2 separate regions of the Homo sapiens genome follow, and region 2 is linked to region 1. Evidence: chromatin contacts called from ENCODE Hi-C or POLR2A ChIA-PET data. All regions are on one chromosome and are shown on one strand. Each heading gives the region's core, a stretch centred on a gene start or an enhancer-like site at or near the end of the contact. The rest is flanking DNA. Distances are from core to core; before and after follow the strand shown. Region 1 overlaps NEMP1 (nuclear envelope integral membrane protein 1). Region 2 overlaps LRP1 (LDL receptor related protein 1).

Region 1 (3,951 bases), core at 290-2,789:
TTTTACTAGACATTTTATATAAAATGACTAGAATAAAAATATAAAAATTCCTATAGAAAGTAAAAAAAAAAAAATAGACTCGGGAAGGAACAAAAGTGGAAGTACAATACAATGACTTTTCATTAACAAAGAAGCTCCCAGGTCAACACCTCTGTATCCTCTTGCTGCAACTGCATCCCACAATGTACCTGTCAATATTAAGTTACATTGCCTTTCAGTCACCTGCAGGTGATGTACAGCCACTGAATAGGGTGTTCCAGGTTCTTAGTACAAAGAGCAATGATGATAATGGCAAGGGCAATATGTGGTATCTGGATGCCAGAATACATGAAACACAGGCCCATCAGCTGCAAGGTCCAGGTCAGCAGGTTGATACTTCGTTCATTCTCCAAGGGCCCATACTTGTAACATACTGCAAAACTCATGAATCCAACTGTGAGGACATAACCTATGAGAAGAGTTATCAGAAGACATTCTTTTTCATCTATACTTGGTAAAAATAATTTGTGTGGGAAGCAGTAGTTAATTTACTATATAGCACCAATTGAACTAGGAAATCAGATTTTTACTTAATTTTTCACACTTTTTTCTTAGAATATATTTCTCTAAGTTTCTATCCTTTCTGCTGTCCCAAATTTATTTGGTTCAAACAGAACATTAAAGGTACATGTTGAACAACCCTGAAATAGACTATTTTAAAAAACCAATATACAGAAATCCAGATTAATCACCCTTCAAAGGATAACTCAAAGGTTACTATCTATATGACCAAGGATTTTTACTTTGTAAATAAAATCTACAGCAGTTCATTCAGAAATGAAGGAGAAAAAAATTAACTGCGGAGTCTTTTACTTAAGGTCCCCAAGTATATTTAAAATATGATTCCATTAATAAAGTCAACTTACAGCTTTTCAGAAAGATGTTTATTGTGTAAAGAAAGGTATATTTATAAATACCAATAAATGAACATCTTCGCCTTAACAGCACCATTCTAATTTAAGAGAAGGTGATAATTGTAGAGGGATTAGAAATAAGTGAAAAACTATGATTTTTAAAAGTTTAAAAAAATGACATGAACTATTAAATCCCATAAGCAGGCAAAATCTTTTCATGATCAAATTAACTGAAACAGCCTATAAACGTACAAAAGGAAAGCAAAACCGACAACACTTACTTAAAAGATACTGCCAGTAACACCTCCAGATCTCTTGTAAATTTTTAAAAACTAGTTGAATGAGGTACAGAGAAAAAGACCAGCCTCCCACCAGGATGACGTAAATGGGACTTTTCTAAGACAGAGAGTAGAAGTGAAAGCAAAAAGTTACAACAGGCTTTCCATACATAAAAGAAGCAAAATGGAACTATGATTTTTTTTTTAAAAAATTCAACCTACTCAAAATGCACAAAAAACACTTCTCTTAAAAAGATGTCCTTTATACTTAAAATGGTACAGTCTGCAACGAACACTGGGAAGATGAAATGCTAAATAACTTAAAAGCCTGGCTATATAATTAAAAAACAGGAAGCAGACTTTAATCCCCCTCTGAGCACAGGATTTTATATAAAAAGAAAGAATTTGTAATCAGGCTCCAAGTTTCATCGTGGAAAGTACCTTTCTGAATCAAGGAGAGTAGGATATTGACTCATCAGCCATCAATACACATTTTCAGTTTTCTAAGATTACCCAGGAAAACAGTCCTTCAGCTATCCAAATTCATTCTAGCTGCACATGAAGATTCTGATACTTACCTTAGGCATAAACTTAGATAGTATAAAAATGATGATTAGCAGAGAGGCCACAATTCCCACAGTCATCCCAGTAGAGTAGTAGAAAATTTGACTTCTGCAGGAAAAAAATGTATTTCATGACCATATGTATATATTTCATACATAGCACTGTTGAAACTAGGACAACTAACCCAGCCGAAAGATTTTAAAAGGTACAAGATTAGAGCAGTACAAGCATCAGAGACATTTCAAATTTGGTTCCAGACCACTGCAATAAACCAAATATTGCAATTGCAGTAAGTAAGTCACACAAATTTTTTGGTTTCCCACTGCATATAAAAATTGTTTACACTATATTATAGTATATTAAGTGTACAACAGCATTATGTCTTAAAAATATATATTCCTTAATTAAAAATACTTTGCTAAAACCTGCTAAAGATCATCTACGCCTTCAGTGAGTCATCATTTTTTTTGCTGGTGGAGGGTCTCACTTCCATGTTGATGGCTGTTGACTGATGAAGGCAGTGGTTTCTGAAGGCTGGAGTGGCTGTGGCAATTTCTTAAAATATAATGAAGTTTGCTGCATTGACTCATCCTTTCAATGAAGATTTCTCTAAAGCATGCAATACTGTCTGATAGCATTTTACCACAACTTCTTTCAAAACTGGAGTCAATCCTCCAACAGCATTAACCCTTAACAAGAGGATCACCCCTCCTTTGAAGCTAGGCACTGACTTCTCTCTCGCTATCAAAGTCCTCAATGGCATCTTCTTCTAGTATAAGGCTATTTTGTCTACACTGAGGAGCTCTTTAATTGTAGCCACTTTCAACAATGATGTTAGCTAGATCTTCTGAATAACTTGCTACAGCTTCTATATCAGTGCTTGGTTCATCTTTTTTTTTTTTTTTTTTGAGACAAAGTCTCACTCTGTTGCCCAAGCTGGGGTGCGATGGCGTCATCATGGCTCACTGCAGCCTTGATCTACTGGGCCCAGGTGATTCTCCCACCTCAGCCTCCCGAGTAGCTGGTACCATGACTTTTTTGTATTTTTTGTAAAGGCAGGGTTTCACCATGTTGCTCAGGCTGGTCTCGAACTCCCTGGGCTCAAGTGATCTGCCCGCCTCAGCCTCCCAAAGTGCTGGGACTACAGGCCTGAGCCACCACGCCTAGCCTACCTTGCACTTATGTAATAAGACAGCTTCTTTCCTTAAATCTCATGAACCAAGAACCTTCACTAGCTGTAAACTTTTCTTCTGAGGCTTCCTCACCTCTCACCCTTCACAGAATTGAAGACAGTTAGGGTCTTGCTCTGGATCAGCCTTTAGCTTTAAAAAAGTTGTATCTGGCCGGGCATGGTGGCTCAAGCCTGTAATCCCAGCACTTTGGGAGGCTGAGATGGGAGGATCACGAGGTCCGGAGATCGAGACCATCCTGGTTAACACGGTGAAACCCTGTCTCTACTAAAAATACAAAAAAATTAGCTGGGTGTGGTGGCAGGCGCCTATAGTCCCAGCTACTAGGGAGGCTGAGGCAGGAGAATGGCATGAACCTGGGAGGCGGAGCTTGCAGTGAGCCGAGATCACGCCACTGCACTCCAGCCTGGGCAAGAGAGCAAGACTCTGTCTCAAAAAAACAAACAAACAAACAAAAAAAGAGTTGTATCTGGTTTAATCTTCTCAACAGCCAACTAAAACTCTCTCCATATCAGCAATAAGGCTGTTTCACTTTCTTATCACTTGTGTGTTCCCTGGAGTAGCACTTTTAATTTCCTTCAAGAACTTTCCCTTTGCACTCACAACTTGGCTAACTGCTCAGGACAAGAGGTCTAGCTTTCGGTCTGTCTTGGCTTTTGCTGTTCTCACTAAGCATAATCAGAGAGATGTATGACTCTTCCTTTCAGTTGAAGACTCACAATCTACTCTAGGGTTATTAATTGGCCTAGTTTCAATATTGCTGTTTCTCAGGGAATAGGGAGGCCCAAGAAGAAGGGAGACGGGAATAACCAATTGGTTGAGTTGTTAGAACACCCATGACATTTATCGATGAAGTTCACTGTCTAATATGGTTTGGCTGTGTCCCCACCCAAATCTCATCTTGAATTGTAGCTCCCATCATTCCCACGTGTTGTAGGAGGGAACTGGTGGGAGATAATTGAATCATGGGGGCAGTTGCCCTCATACTGTTCTCATGGTAGTGAATAAGTCTCATGAGATCTGATG
Region 2 (4,558 bases), core at 336-2,835, 150 kb after region 1:
CAGGCATAGATCATCGCTCCCTTCCCCAGATTTGAGCAGGAGGACCGTCAGGCCTCAGTGCCCACCCCCCGCCCTGTTTTCCTGGCAGCAGTGGCTATGGAGGTTATACCTACTCAGCCGTGTCCCTCCTTTCTGCAGGTGCCCACCCCACATGACAGGGCCCCGGTGTGAGGAGCACGTCTTCAGCCAGCAGCAGCCAGGACGTAGGTGGCAGGGGTTGGGGCAGGCAGGGCCACCGGGACCTAGAGCAGGGGGACCGTGTGCCTCCTGCTTCCCTGAGCCTTGGTGACTCAGTGTCCCACCTCTTCCCTCCAGATATAGCCTCCATCCTAATCCCTCTGCTGTTGCTGCTGCTGCTGGTTCTGGTGGCCGGAGTGGTATTCTGGTATAAGCGGCGAGTCCAAGGGTGAGTCACAGGGATTCTGGAACATTCTGGTCATTATTTTGCCATCCTAGCCTTCCCCCCCAATAATCTCTGTCTCCTTATACTCCTGCCTTTCCCCAGGGCTAAGGGCTTCCAGCACCAACGGATGACCAACGGGGCCATGAACGTGGAGATTGGAAACCCCACCTACAAGATGTACGAAGGCGGAGAGCCTGATGATGTGGGAGGCCTACTGGACGCTGACTTTGCCCTGGACCCTGACAAGGTGGGCTGGGAGGCGGGCAGGGTCGAGTGCCAAGAGGCCGTGGGTGGCCTAACCAAAGGTGTTGGGTTAGGTGAGGGACGGAGGTGGGGGTGGGGTAACCTGGGCTACAGGCCCAGCTCCTGAGCCCTACCTGAACCCTCTGTCACCCTGCAGCCCACCAACTTCACCAACCCCGTGTATGCCACACTCTACATGGGGGGCCATGGCAGTCGCCACTCCCTGGCCAGCACGGACGAGAAGCGAGAACTCCTGGGCCGGGGCCCTGAGGACGAGATAGGGGACCCCTTGGCATAGGGCCCTGCCCCGTCGGACTGCCCCCAGAAAGCCTCCTGCCCCCTGCCAGTGAAGTCCTTCAGTGAGCCCCTCCCCAGCCAGCCCTTCCCTGGCCCCGCCGGATGTATAAATGTAAAAATGAAGGAATTACATTTTATATGTGAGCGAGCAAGCCGGCAAGCGAGCACAGTATTATTTCTCCATCCCCTCCCTGCCTGCTCCTTGGCACCCCCATGCTGCCTTCAGGGAGACAGGCAGGGAGGGCTTGGGGCTGCACCTCCTACCCTCCCACCAGAACGCACCCCACTGGGAGAGCTGGTGGTGCAGCCTTCCCCTCCCTGTATAAGACACTTTGCCAAGGCTCTCCCCTCTCGCCCCATCCCTGCTTGCCCGCTCCCACAGCTTCCTGAGGGCTAATTCTGGGAAGGGAGAGTTCTTTGCTGCCCCTGTCTGGAAGACGTGGCTCTGGGTGAGGTAGGCGGGAAAGGATGGAGTGTTTTAGTTCTTGGGGGAGGCCACCCCAAACCCCAGCCCCAACTCCAGGGGCACCTATGAGATGGCCATGCTCAACCCCCCTCCCAGACAGGCCCTCCCTGTCTCCAGGGCCCCCACCGAGGTTCCCAGGGCTGGAGACTTCCTCTGGTAAACATTCCTCCAGCCTCCCCTCCCCTGGGGACGCCAAGGAGGTGGGCCACACCCAGGAAGGGAAAGCGGGCAGCCCCGTTTTGGGGACGTGAACGTTTTAATAATTTTTGCTGAATTCCTTTACAACTAAATAACACAGATATTGTTATAAATAAAATTGTAAAAAAAAAAAAAAAAAAAAAGGCCAAAAAAAAAAAAAAGAAAGAAAAAAAGCCGCTGGTGTCTGCCTGTGTGTGAGAGACGCTGGGAGCTGGGGCTGCGCTTTCCTGCTTCGGCCACCAGAGGGAGACCTGCCCCGTGCTGGAGGCAGGCTGGCGCGTGGTTTTTAGTGCCCTTCTCCCAGGGCCCTCCCCCTCTCCATCTTACTGTGCCCGGGAAGCGGGTGGCACTGGACTTGACATGGAAGATCTGCTTCTCCTGGCTGTGTGACCTTCAGCCATGACTTCGAGTCTCCAGATTTTGTGTTCCCTCTGGGTCTAGGACACTAACTCAGATCTGTTTCTCTGCATTCACTTCTACCAGACACCACCCCCCTACCCAAAATGATCACCCACAGTGAGAAGCCCCACTATAAGAAGTGAATACACTGAGGCTGCAAAGGTTTTCTCATCCTTCAGGGTCCTCCCATGCGGTTCTCTCTGCCTGAGTCTGCTCTTGAAGCACTGACGTCTCACTTTGTGGAGACTAATGAATCAAATGCGAAGTAAAATGCTGCATTCCAGAGCCAGGTGTCTCCTGCGGTAAAGGAGAGCTGGGAAGACCAGTTTGCCAGGCCCTCTAGGCCCCCAGCAGCTCCAGCTCACCAATCATTTCAGTCATTCCAGGGGGTAACAGGAAAAAACTGTCAATCAAAAGTGTCCAGGTCCATTTCAACCCCTGCCTAGAGGGGGAAACTTCTTGCAGAAAGTTGCACAGTTTACACTGCCCAGGACTAGAGAGGGTTTGAGTCCCAGTACAGCAAATATGAGCTCAGGAAGGGTGGCTGCAAATGTCTGAAGATCCCTTACCCAACTCCCAACCAGGAAGTGCTGCCTTTCATTCCTCCTCCCTCACTGGTTCAACTCCAGGAGATTCCTCCCAGGCTTCCTTCTGCCTTGGGGAAGCTACAAGTCTAGGCACCTGTGGAAAGAGGAGCCCTCCCCTTCCCTTCTTAGCCTTCAGAAGCTCTCTCCAACCTCATCCTCCAAGCCAACTCTGAGATCCTCCCCTGCCTTCAAAAGGGCCCTGGATGGGCAACTGCGGGGAAACAGAATCCGTGGTTGCCGAGTAGGAGGTCTGTGTCCCAATCTGGCCACCAGGTGGTGTCTGTACGCCTGGAGCACCGCCTATCCTGAAGCCCCACACAGCCCCCGCCTCAGCACTCATTATGCACCTGCGGGGGACCCCAGCCCAGTCTCTCGCTTCCTTCTCTCCGGCTATTTTGCCACACCCCTCCACCCTCTGCCAGCCAGCTCCCCTCCCTGCCCCAGCGCCTGCCTGCTCCCACCACCACCAGCCCCAACCCTGCCCCTCTGCCATCGGTGCATCTGGTGCCCCCCGGGAGCCACTGATCTCTGCCTGTCACCTCAAGATCCTGGGCAGAGCGACAAGGGACCCCCGCTGCAGCTTGGAAGGCATACCCCTCCAGTCAGCATCCCCCACTCCGCCTGTCAGGACCTGCTAGGAGAAGGTCCACCAGGAGGCAGTTTCTCAAACTACCCACCCGGGAGGCAGGTGGGAAGCCCTCACCTTGGCCTGAGAGATGGGAAGAACCAGGGACAGAGGCTGAGAACCAGGGACAGAAGCTGATACCGAATGAGAGGCAGAAACCCAGAGGCGGAGAGACAGGGGGACAGAGGCAAAGACCCAGAGACAGGGCGAGTAGTGTGCATGTGTGTGTTTGCACTTGTGTTTGTGCGAGCGCGCACACATGTGTGTGTGTAACTGGAGAGAGAACAGGTGGCCTGAGACTGTAGCTAAAGGAGGAGAGATGCAGTGGGTTCGGCCCCCAGAAGACCAGGACCCTGGTAATGGGCTTCTGTCCTGGACAGCCTACGCCTAGGTGTGCCCACTGTTCCCACCTACTACTGAAGCAGCCCCCGTGCCTGGAACGTGGGCTCAGGGTTCTGGCTCAAGGCCTTTTGGCCTTGAGCCTGAACATTTCTGCCCCTTCCTGCCTCTCTCCTCTCCACCCCCACCCCGGCACCCAGGTTCCTGCCTCCTGGCTTCTGCCTGTCTCCCTGGGTGTCTCTGAATCTGCCTCGTCCTCTCAGCACCGGTCCTTTTCCTGACTCGTGTGTGTGGCTGTCACGTCCCATATCTATCTGTCCATTTCTTTGTATGTGCCCCCACTTGTCTTCTGGGCTGCCAGTGACAGCATACACCTGTGTATGTCTCAGTGTGTGTGTCCACCTCTGTGGGTGTTTGCTCTCTGCCAAGACAAAGAGAGGGTGAGCGCACTGAGCAACTGTCTGGGTGTGCTCGTCTGGGTGCAGGTGTGCTCACCTCTGTTGCTGTGCTCCTCTGTGTGTTGGGGTGCCGCTAGGTGTGCGCCTGTCTCTGTATTTCGCTCTGTGTGCCCTGTCCCCGTGAAGGCATCTGCGTGCATCCCTGGGGTGGGCTCTCAAGGGATGTGTCTGTCTCTCAGTCTCTTTGCTTGTCCCTATCTCTGTCTAGGTGTTGGTCATACCACAACCTCAGCCACAGCCTCAGTGCATAGCAACAGCTGACAGCTGAAACCACCCGGGCAGGAGAGAGAGAGGCAGTGGGGAGGAGGGAACCGAGGAAGAAACAGAGAAGAGGATGGGGGCAGAGAGCTGGGGCTGGGGACAGAGACAAGGACAGAGATAGGGAATGGGGACAAGGATCTAGAAGAGCTGGTGGTGAAAGATGGGACGGCGGGAGGGGAGGAACAGAGACTGCACCAAGAGGCCAGGCAGGCGGCGCTGAGAGGGATTTCCTGCCCAGCCCCCATGCAGAGGCGCACTGGGCCTCGTGGGGGTCAGTGGTGG

What was found. A loop is a pair of places that touch in the nucleus more often than their neighbours do. ChIA-PET counts read pairs that join two places held with the same protein, here RNA polymerase II (POLR2A). Pooled maps may share reads with other maps.
Region 2: a loop to region 1 is called in a pooled map, with 2.9 times the contacts of the local background. The contact joins two enhancer-like sites. A Hi-C loop is called at or near these places in 1 of 168 maps with a recorded cell type or tissue (B cell), 2 of 37 single-sample maps with no recorded cell type and 11 of 50 pooled maps. POLR2A ChIA-PET finds 5 or more read pairs at or near these places in 15 of 52 experiments (CD4-positive, alpha-beta T cell, CD8-positive, alpha-beta memory T cell, Caco-2 and 10 more).

Annotation. Positions count from the first base shown.
Region 1 is chr12:57,062,897-57,066,847 of GRCh38, forward strand. NEMP1 (nuclear envelope integral membrane protein 1) reads right to left here. Exons shown (of 9, transcript NM_001130963.2): 5 at 1,750-1,843; 6 at 1,175-1,289; 7 at 223-448. Among named protein-coding and RNA genes, the nearest start is that of NEMP1, 14 kb to the right of the region's middle. Within about 2 kb of position 1,540, at least 8 of the 41 ENCODE cell types and tissues checked have a DNase peak (open chromatin) inside an H3K27ac peak, as active enhancers do.
Region 2 is chr12:57,211,612-57,216,169 of GRCh38, forward strand. LRP1 (LDL receptor related protein 1) reads left to right here. Exons shown (of 89, transcript NM_002332.3): 86 at 139-203; 87 at 316-406; 88 at 506-650; 89 at 804-1,750. The coding sequence ends at 944. Among named protein-coding and RNA genes, the nearest start is that of NXPH4, 2.9 kb to the right of the region's middle. RefSeq lists a silencer at 1,778-1,827 and an enhancer at 3,061-3,583. Within about 2 kb of position 1,586, at least 6 of the 41 ENCODE cell types and tissues checked have a DNase peak (open chromatin) inside an H3K27ac peak, as active enhancers do.